Regions from separate parts of the Homo sapiens genome. Here region 1 is linked to region 2. The links are chromatin loops, found by intact Hi-C in ENCODE. Cell type or tissue: endothelial cell of umbilical vein. All regions are shown on one strand. Region 1 overlaps CASD1 (CAS1 domain sialic acid O acetyltransferase 1). Region 2 overlaps SGCE (sarcoglycan epsilon).

Region 1 (5,000 bases), 110 kb before region 2:
TCAGCTTTGCTATAAGATTGAAAATTTTTAAAATTGAAAGTTGGAGAGAAAGCCAACAACATTAAACAATATATCATTTAAAGATGCATATTTATGTGACAAAAACTAAAGAAAGTTTTTAAAACAAAGTATAAACACACAATTTAGGAGAGTGGTTTACTTTGGGTGAAGCAGGGACTTAAGATAGGGAAAGGACCACATAGGTGGTTCAGTGTGTTGGCAGTGCTCTGATTTGTATCATGGATTCATGAGTGTTGATTTAGTTCTACTGTGCTTTGTGATTTTCATATATGTGACTTATTTGTATATATCAAACATTATATTAAAAAAGGAAAAAGAAGAAAGAGATCGAGTTGCATTAATTACTGTATGCAAAGTAAGACAAAGAAAGTTCATGACATTATTTTTCTGAGGACAAATTTTTAAAAGGTTGAGGATGTGGTAGAAGGAGGAAAACACCTGTGTGATTTTGTTTGACCCAGTATATCCCAGATTTATTTCACCAAAGAAACTTAAAGTTTCACTGAACTAATAGTCTCGAGACTCCTTTTGGAAAGTGATGTTTTAGAAGCACCAACAAGAATCTAAAAAGTTAACCTGTTGATAGAACAAATTTTGTTTCATGGAGATTACAGTATAAATACTATTTGTCTGTTTGAATTAATGAAAACATTTCAGCTTTGATTTTAGCAACAGAATTAGCTTCTTACTGACCACCTTTACCCCTTTCCCACCTACGATTTCTATTTCTGAAAGGAATGCCATTCTTTATGTAGAACATTTGGTTACAAGAAGTTGTAGTGTTCACATTTCAATTTTTTCTGCAAATGGGCTATTTATATACTGTTTTCAAAGTGAAACCTATAGCAACCTAGAGTCATGTTCATCCATTCCTGTCACTCAGGGCCTATACTAGTACACTGGTGAGAATGGACTAGATGTTGCTACAGCAACAAACTACTCTAACGTCTTAACAAAACAGAAGTTCTTGCTTAGCGTTGCATGTCCTAGGTGGGCTGGCAACAGGCTTTGCTCCACACAGTCATTCAGCAGTTCCTACTATTGGAATTTTTACTACCTTCTAGAGTACCTTGGAACATTGAGCTTCCTTAGTCTGTGCATCAGTTAAGTTAGAGACTAGAGAATTGCCTTGGGAAATTCAGCCTGGAAGTGGCGTATGTCACATATATCCACGTCGCATTAGCCAGAACTAGCCATGTGGCTCTGCCTAACTGAAAGGGCCTCAGAAAATGAAGGGAAGCAGTCCATTTCTGAGATGAATAGTAATACAAGTGCTGGGCACGGTGGCACATGCCTTGTAATCCCAGCACTTTGGGAGGCTGAGGTGAGTGGATCACTTGAGCCCAGGAGTTCGAGACCAGCTGGGCAACGTGACAAAACCCCGTCGCTACAAAAAATTTTTTTAAAAAATTAGCCAGGCATGGTGGCGTGCACCTGTGGTCCTAGCCACTTGGGAGGCTGAGGTGGGAGGATTGCTTGAGCCCGGGAGGCGGAGGTTGCAATGAACCGAGATTGCTCCTTGTACTACAGCCCAGGCAACAGAGTGAGACTCTGTCTCAGAATAACAAACAAAATCAAATCAAACAAAAAATAGTAATACTGGAACTAAATTGGAATCCTGGCAATCTTGGCAAAAAGGTAATTTATACAGACATGTTTATGTATCTCCTTGTTTGCTGTTGAAATTTTATTTTTGAACTATATCTTAGATGTTGAAAATCACATGTAGACAATTTAACTAGTGTCACTTTGTTGTGTTCTATGTCGGTTTTTTCCCTTTCGGGTTGAATGTATAGATAATTGAGATTTGGTGCATAAAAATATATCAACAAAAATATGCATAAAAATAAATCAAAGCAGCTAAATGGGGCATTTTTTATATAAATTTAATCTATACATTAATATTTCTCTGTCTCCTTTTATGGCAGCATGAAAACATTCCTTTTGAAGACAAGACTGCATCAGTTAAAGTGGTAAGTTCATGTAATAGTAAGCTAGATGTTACAATGTTGAAACTATATTCATTGGTTAATTGAACATACTAAGTATATTTCAATGTATTCTTGAGAGTAGATAAGAATATTAGGATAGTGGAATAAAAGTTTGTGTGAGTTATTTTATGTAATGGTCTCAAAATTTTATTTGGAAAGAATAATCTTGCACATGAATTTGAAACCAGTATGTGTTCCGGGTTAATGTCCATAAAAGAATATATGTGAATTTTCTGAATTCCCAATCAGTGAGAATTCAGTGAGGATCAAGACAAAAATGGCCTTGACCTAATGAAGATTGCAGGTCTTTATAGTTCTCTGCATGCAAATACAAGTGGGACAAGGATGGCAGAAAAGAAAAAGAGGGGCAATGGGAATGTGCAGAGCAAGGAATTGAAAGTCATTTTCCTCCATGCAGAAGTGATATTTTAACTGAGGCTTCAAAAATAAGTAAGAATTAGGCAGGCTCAGTGGAAGAGTTTTGTGAGCATTATGGACAGAAGGAATAGTATGTGCAAAGTCCTAGAGAAAAAGGAGAACATAGAGCATTCCAAGAGCCGACTGAGGACCAAAAGGGAGAGCAAGGGTACAAGTGGCAGGAGTAAAGGCAGAAGGGACAGGTGGAGATTCTGCACCTTGTTAACAACTTACAGGATTTTAGATTTTATTCTGAGGGCAGTAGAAAGTCTCTGAATACTTAAGCAGGGGCATAGCAAGATCAGATTTAAGTTTTTAAAAGATTGCTCTGGCTAAAATGTGGACAGTAGGTTAGAGGAAGACAAAAGTGGATTCAAGGAGAACTATTGTAAGACTCTTGCCAAATTAAGATAGGAATTGAAGATGTCTTGGACAAGGTAGTGTTTTACTTTTAAGTACTCTGTAAGAGAATGTTAATGTTTATTTTGAATGGTGGAATTAAGAGTTTCTTCAACTTTTTCTTTACTTCTAACATTTCTCTTTTAGGATTTTCTGTGGCATCCTGAAGTTAATGGTTCTATGAAACAGTGTATCAAAGTGTGGACTGAGGTCTGTATTTAAAAAACATAGGCTTTTTTTTTTTTTATTTTTATTCCCTTTACACAAGCATATTTTTATTCCCTTTACTCACTTGTCCCACTCTCCTATATTTTATACCTGCCTTCTTAATAGCAACTAAACTGTGCTGGACTGATTCTAGCACTTCATTGAGAAGAGAAGATGTAGATCCAATATCTCTGCTCCATTATCACCATTCTAACCATAAAGCAGATTATGTTTATCCCAGACTTTTCATATTTAAAGTCTTCTGTTACTGCTGTAGTTCAGCTGATTCAAACCCAGGTGATCTTCCCAGCACAGTGTATATTCTCTAGTGCATTTTTCTGTTTTCTCCTTCAAACTCATGTCCAGATACTTCAGGAAACTTTTGTTTATTTGTTTTTATAGCCTTTTTTTCCTTTTATTATTATATTTGTGACCCAGCAGGCAAGACTAATATGTTTTAGCTCATGATGTTTGGAGATAAATTAGATGTAAAGGTAAGCATGCTATTAACCTCAGAAAACTCCTAAGTTCTCACAAGTCCATTTTACAATCTCTGTAGTAGTTTCCATACAGTCTGTCAGTCCTTTAATTAAACCTGTATTCTTTCCCAGAGACATTTGTATTTGAGATGAATAAAACAATATTTAATTTTATTGACCTTGTTTTGTTCAATTAATTTCCCTGCAACAGTTTTTTGGTTTGGGATTTTTTTTTCTTCACAATAAATATTTAGTATTGCAACCACATCATACAATAAATAGGCTTTTGTAGGATCCTGTGGGAACCTAGCCACCATTTCTAACCTTGTTTCTTTGAGCAAATGTTTTCAAAAAACAAACATGTAGACAACTTCTAGAATTCAAATTTCTGGTAAATTGAGGTCTACAGTGTGTTTTGGTTTTGTTTATATGTTTTTAAATGTCCAGAAGTGTAGAATAATGTTCCATGTATATTTGAAATTATTTAAGCATATGTTTCATATTTGTGCTGGACTGAAAATGTATTTATTAAAGTAGTAGAAATTCACAATTAAACATTAATACACTACAATTTGTAAATCCTGCAAGATCACAGAAAACCTTTATAGGCTATTTACTAACCTGGAGATATATTACATAACCAAAATTTCAATTCTCATACATTTGTTAAAGCTAGTTTTTGGAGCCTTAGATTCTATTGTAAAACTCATTATGGTTGTTGAGAAAAAGAAATATTTAATTTATTTAGGTAGATGACCACATGGTCACTTGAGATTGATTAGTTGATGGTTTTCATTCACTCAGGAGTATATATGGATGTATGTATTTACTTTTTACTATTTCTGTAGTAAGCTGCTAGATCCTGAGGATTTGGAGACCCACATTTTTGTTGTTAATGTACTATTGCCAGCTTTGTGCTGAGTAATAGGAATGTGGCTGGGAATTAGCTCCAGTCTCAGCCCTCAAGGAATTTGCAATCTAGTAGATGGTGAATTACTGATGAATAACGACATAAGAAGGCAAAGGCTAACACAGAATTGAGCTCAAAGGATTATGAAAGTACCATGGATAGACACTTAGGATAGGAGGTGGTGAGAGTGTTGGTAGTTATCTGAGAAAATTTTATAGAGGAAATAATATTTGAGAACTGTGAGTTAGGAAGAAGATACACTTATTAACTAGAATAGCCTTATAGAAGCCTATAGGCATAAAAGCAAATTTGAATTGAGAGGACTCTAAGTAGATTGTTATTCCACAGATATTTCTATATTCTAGGCACTAAGCTAGACACTGTTGATACACTGGTTAACGTTATAGAGATCCTCCCCTCAAAGAGCTAGATGAATAACACATACAGATACTTAAGCAATGTGACAAGTGCTAAAATAGGAAATGTAAAGGGCACAGCAAACAGGATTACAGAGGATAAGCCCTAAGTGTATTTTTCTTAAGTTTTCAAAATTAGTTTTCAGATAAAGTGGTCTTG
Region 2 (5,000 bases):
TTTTCTAGACAAAGCATGTCAGACTATATAACACTATCAATACATGTAATGCGGTTTTTACGTATACTTATAAAAATGCATTGGATACTTTTTCTGGGTATTCATTCCTCGCATCTCTTGTAGAAATGATTTATTCAATTTTCTCTGATCTTGATATTTAATAATTCAAACAATATAATCTATTATATTATGCTGCATCCTAAATAAGCAATAACAATTACATAATAAAATTCAGGCAAAATAATTTAAGTGAAATAAGCAAATTTCATGATTTACCAGTTACTTAAGACATATGATATGAGTACATTAAAATGACCAATTGTTTTGATTAGTTTCCACTTATTGTTTTTGCTCTGATAGCATCTTCTCCACTAACACATTATTGCCGTTACTCTTGTCACTTCTACGATCTCTTTTGGGTTTCTATATTCCTGATTGGCTAGTGGCTGCAATTTTTAGAGAGATAAACCCTATCAGGCCAGTTCTTTCTTTTAAGTCATTAATGGATTTGTAAATATGGTAATTAACCTTATGAACCACAAGGCTGCTCACTCCAAGCTCACAACTTACTAAAAGCCTTGGATAGCAAGATCACTGAACTACATTTTTCAGCACAAAAATAAAAACTCCCACAAAATGTTTCTTTATCTGTGAAAACTTGTCCCTGCAGTTCGGTGGATGGCTGCCAGAAAAGGGGGAACTGAGCTAAAATATTTGACTTGTAGCTTCACGTATCTACAGATTTACTACTAAAAACATAACTTCAAAGGCTGTGTAACAGAGGGAAGGAAGCTACAAGTTATGTTTAAACTAGGTATGCAGAGAGATCTATTCTTTCCTGATTTGTTTTGTACTAGTATTCATAAGTGATCTTCCCCTGTGGCATTTACAGTACCCAACTTCTACTCAAGAACAATGTACTTACCAGCAGGAATAATCCCATTCCGCGAAACAAGAATGAATGAATCACAGAAAAATAGTAAAGATGAGAATTTTATACTTTTTTTTTTTTACCAGTTTGATACCACAATGTACCCTGAATGTGAGGTGCTATGGGGAATATGAAGATGAAAGAGACCCTGCCACTGCTTTCCAGGAGTTCACCATCTGGTATGGGAGACCAACATCCACCTAACTAGGTATTATCCCAGAGGTAAAACTGCTTTGGCAACACCTGGAAATATGGGAGGAGCAATTAAGGTTGGACAGATTCAGAAAAGATTTATGGAAGAAGTGGAATTCAATATGGCTCTTAAAATACTACAGTAGTAGGATTCTGAAACTCAGAGATGTGGAATTTCAGCATTTCACAGTGAACATATGTGCAAGATACAATACTGGATACTGTGGGGGCCTTTCGGGGAAGGGAATTAAGTCAGTAATGCTGGATCCTGGGGTAAATTTAAGGTAGGGGGAGGCAAAACTGGGAAGAAAAGAAGAGTTAAAATAGGGAGTTTTGAACTCCTGCTAAAAAGTCATTTCACTCTGTATATCAAAGTATTTAAATTCAGGATCACAACCCTACATCCAAAGCAGAGAACATTACAAATAATCTAAAGGAATCTCTTTGTAGTTTATCTAATTATCTAATTCATTCTTTCTAGAGATTAAAAATACCTTGAAGTACAGCACTAAGTTTTATTTACCTTGCTATTTTCTCGGCAGCTAGAAGAGAGTCTGGTATATTTGAATAATTGTATCAATGCCTATGGAATGGATGAGTACATTCTAATACAAAGTACGGCAGAGGTAAACACAAGTTTCCTATTAGTGAACTAAATATATATAATACTTAGAGGGATAGCATTCTGTAGATTATCATCCTTCATTGACATTATAAACTAATAGTCTCCCTTAGTATTTGCTGCTATAAGGTGGTAAAAGCTAGCTAACAAAGCAAAATGAAAGGTTGTTCATATTAAATAATACTGAAATGATTCCATTTTCTACATTGCCCTCCACAGGTCCTGAAGTGGAACCATTAAAGAAAGGGTACCTGCCACTCCATATCATCTCACTTCAAGAACTTGCATAGAACATCTCAGTTTCTGCTTTTATAAAAAACATTTCTGCGTTCTACAGAGCCAAGACACAATCTACCATGGCCCTCCTGGGTTTGAAGATGACAAGCACATTTCTTTATTCATGTGTACTCAATTGCCTTTCAGCAATCTGCTGAACTGCATACTTGCTGGTCAGTTACCTTGGCAACTCCACAGTAAAGGCTGCTTCACTTTAAGTATAGTATGCCATTCACTTTGAGAAAAACATGATACAGATGTATGACACATTCATCATCTAGAAATGGAAAATGACTAAGCCACTATGTTTTGTTTGTAAAAATAATACTTCCTTTCTGTAGCATCAGTTTAAATTACAGGCACCCACACAACATTTTAGAGGAGTGCCCTTTGCCTTTCCCTTTCGCATTTGTTACTTGCAAAACAAATAGCTCTGCAACGGAGGCAATTTAGGCAGTATTTACACCTATGCTTCCTTTCAAAAACAACAAATGACACAGAGAATTCGAAGCTATAGGTTCTTGTTCTAAACGTGAGCTATATAAATAAAGCTGATGGGGTCCACTCCAACACCTACAGAGGCTATTACTAACAGTTAACACATGTTGCAGTCACATATGCCCAGGCAGCACTCACAAACCATAAGCTTAAAGCATGTTGTTTTCCTTAAGAGCAAGTCTTGAAAATCAAATTTAAACACTCTAAGAATCCACAACACTAAGATCTAATAATCTCTGAAATATACATGTGTACAGTGCCATGCTAATCAAGCCAAGGTAACAGGGTCTGGCCTCTCTGTGTATCGCATGGTTTTGCAATCTTCTACGGCTGCAAATCCATTACCTCTGCAAACATACGCCACTAGATATAAATGAAACTGGAAAACTATGGGTGGTTAAATCCATGCAATTCTATCACTATTAATGGGAAAAACAATGAGACCAAAAGTCCAACCCGCAAGAGGTCAAAAATATCATCTCCAAATAGCAAGCATAGCTAGATTTACAAAGATTAAAAACTTCTGAAGACAGGTAGTCATAAGGAACAGAATTTTTTAAGTAATAATTACATATCTGAGTAGAGAGAGCCAAAGGGTTATGTAAGCAAGTAGCTGGGATCATTATCTCGCTCTCCCTAAACATAGATCCAATTTATCTCATCACCATGTTACCAAAACCTTGTTCACAAAACTGTTATCTGTATGTTTCATTCACAGGGTATAGAATCTGCAGCCATTTCAACAACTCTATATTATGTGACAGCATAGAGCCCAGAATCAAATAACAGACCACGAAAGCAGTAGCAAAAAAAAAGGGAGCTCATGCTAGCTAAACAATGTCTTGTTTTCCTTTACTAATAGTCCAGTGGAAACTCTCTCTCCATAATGAAAATATATGGGTGTGCACGTGTGCTTATTACAATTACCTTCAAAGCAAGTTTGAATGTATTTAGTAAACATTAAATTTTGAAAGTACTATGGTGGTACGCTGCCAATGAATCCACAGCATATAACTTCACAATTCTCACAATGATTATTCTTAATGGCATGTGCATAAGCACAGGCACACACACAGCCCCTTCACTACAAAAATGTCCAGAGAACACTTGCCAGTTCTTTTTCTGCATCACCAAGAACAATTACATGGCTATAAAGATAAAATAACAACTGAGTATAAGACCCTGCAAGTTTGAGCTAGTTTTAAATCTTAAAGCCATCTGTCTTCTGAAATCTTTGAGAAGAAAGTCATAAAGTATTGTCAATATTTATGTCCGGGTGACTTTGATTAGGTACCCAGTATGTTTAGGTCTCTCTTATAGATGCTTTATTAATAAACTAATCACTTTAAAATGTCCATTTATATCATCATTTTCTAATTTTTAAGGTTTACAAGGATCTAATAAAATCTCAGTTTACCAGAACCACATGAAATGAATTGTTCCACAGAGCTGATGTTTCTGAAGTACTCTGCAGTTGATTCTTTTTCATGATGGTATAAGATCATCATTTTGTACATCAATTGTTGCACTCTGCTCTATTATACGGTGATACCCGTATGGACTGTTTGGTTGCCTTGTCATTTACCGATCACACTGTGGGTCCCAGTCTGCTAATGCTTTTTAAGGTTGTGTGTTTTACAGATTTTGTTTTCTCTTTTGTAGACAAGTTGTCAGCTGTCATTTCTCATTGCTATCAGTATGTTTCCCATAGCAGCTTCTCTATCCCCTCTAATTTGCTGTTATTAATCGGCTGCAGGTTTAGAAACCAGACTACCAAATGAGGCAGGGTTGCACATTGAAGTAAAAACAAATGCGTGCTGTTTAACACACATAGGGCTCTGCTAGATGTAAAAGACAGGAGCCTGCATTCGCAGCATCTATTTTGGCTGCCGAAAGACTCTTTTGTGGCGTATTTCCTAGTTCTTAGTTGACGCAGTACACTTCTGAATAGATGATCTTACTATACTTGAGAGAGAGCCATTACTTAAGGTGATGGCAGCAGAAACTCTGTTATAAAATACATTCACAAATAAATAGGTGTACAATTGAAAGTCTTAATTCAACCCATATATTACATAACTGTGAACTGTCAAATAAAAAATGGATTGAATGCATTGTATAAAACACTTACATATTCGATATGTGGGAAATACACTGCACAATTTAAACGAAGAGATCTATGGATTAAATGATATGTTGCCCTTAGTTATAGCTAAATCAGCCTAAGATACTATAACACAATATAATTAATAAGTAACTTATTAATAAGCAATTAAAGTCTATTTCTAAAAGCATTTCAATTTTATCAATTTGTTTCTCACATGAAGAGTTTGAAGATGGAAGCTGTTCATTGGGAAGCATCGCAAAGGTGTTTTAACTAAGTTCAAATTATTTAAATATGATAGTATATATTTCACAGCTAGGAAATTAGTTGTTCAAGTAATTTGAACTTAGTTTAAGTATTGCCTTAACAGTAAGTAT

The links. Hi-C counts contacts between places; a loop is a spot of excess contacts. Peaks named below come from ENCODE experiments on the same cell type or tissue, not always from the same donor. Only the 100,000 strongest peaks of a DNase experiment are listed, where the experiment ranks them.
Region 1: it touches region 2 in a loop (1.9-fold over the local background); 4 of 110 quality-filtered maps call a loop at or near these places.

The regions. Positions count from the first base shown.
Region 1 is chr7:94,525,213-94,530,212 of GRCh38, forward strand. It overlaps CASD1 (CAS1 domain sialic acid O acetyltransferase 1), which reads left to right. Exons shown (of 18, transcript NM_022900.5): 4 at 1,950-1,994; 5 at 2,976-3,038. The region is part of intron 2 of LOC105375404 (a long non-coding RNA gene); the gene reads right to left. Among named protein-coding and RNA genes, the nearest start is that of CASD1, 18 kb to the left of the region's middle. In endothelial cell of umbilical vein, no CTCF peak of the experiment used is centred here; no DNase peak of the experiment used is centred here.
Region 2 is chr7:94,630,299-94,635,298 of GRCh38, forward strand. The region is part of intron 1 of SGCE (sarcoglycan epsilon); the gene reads right to left. It also overlaps a transcript of CASD1 not described here. Among named protein-coding and RNA genes, the nearest start is that of SGCE, 23 kb to the right of the region's middle. In endothelial cell of umbilical vein, no CTCF peak of the experiment used is centred here; a DNase peak (open chromatin) is centred at 2,303; H3K27ac peaks cover 927 bases.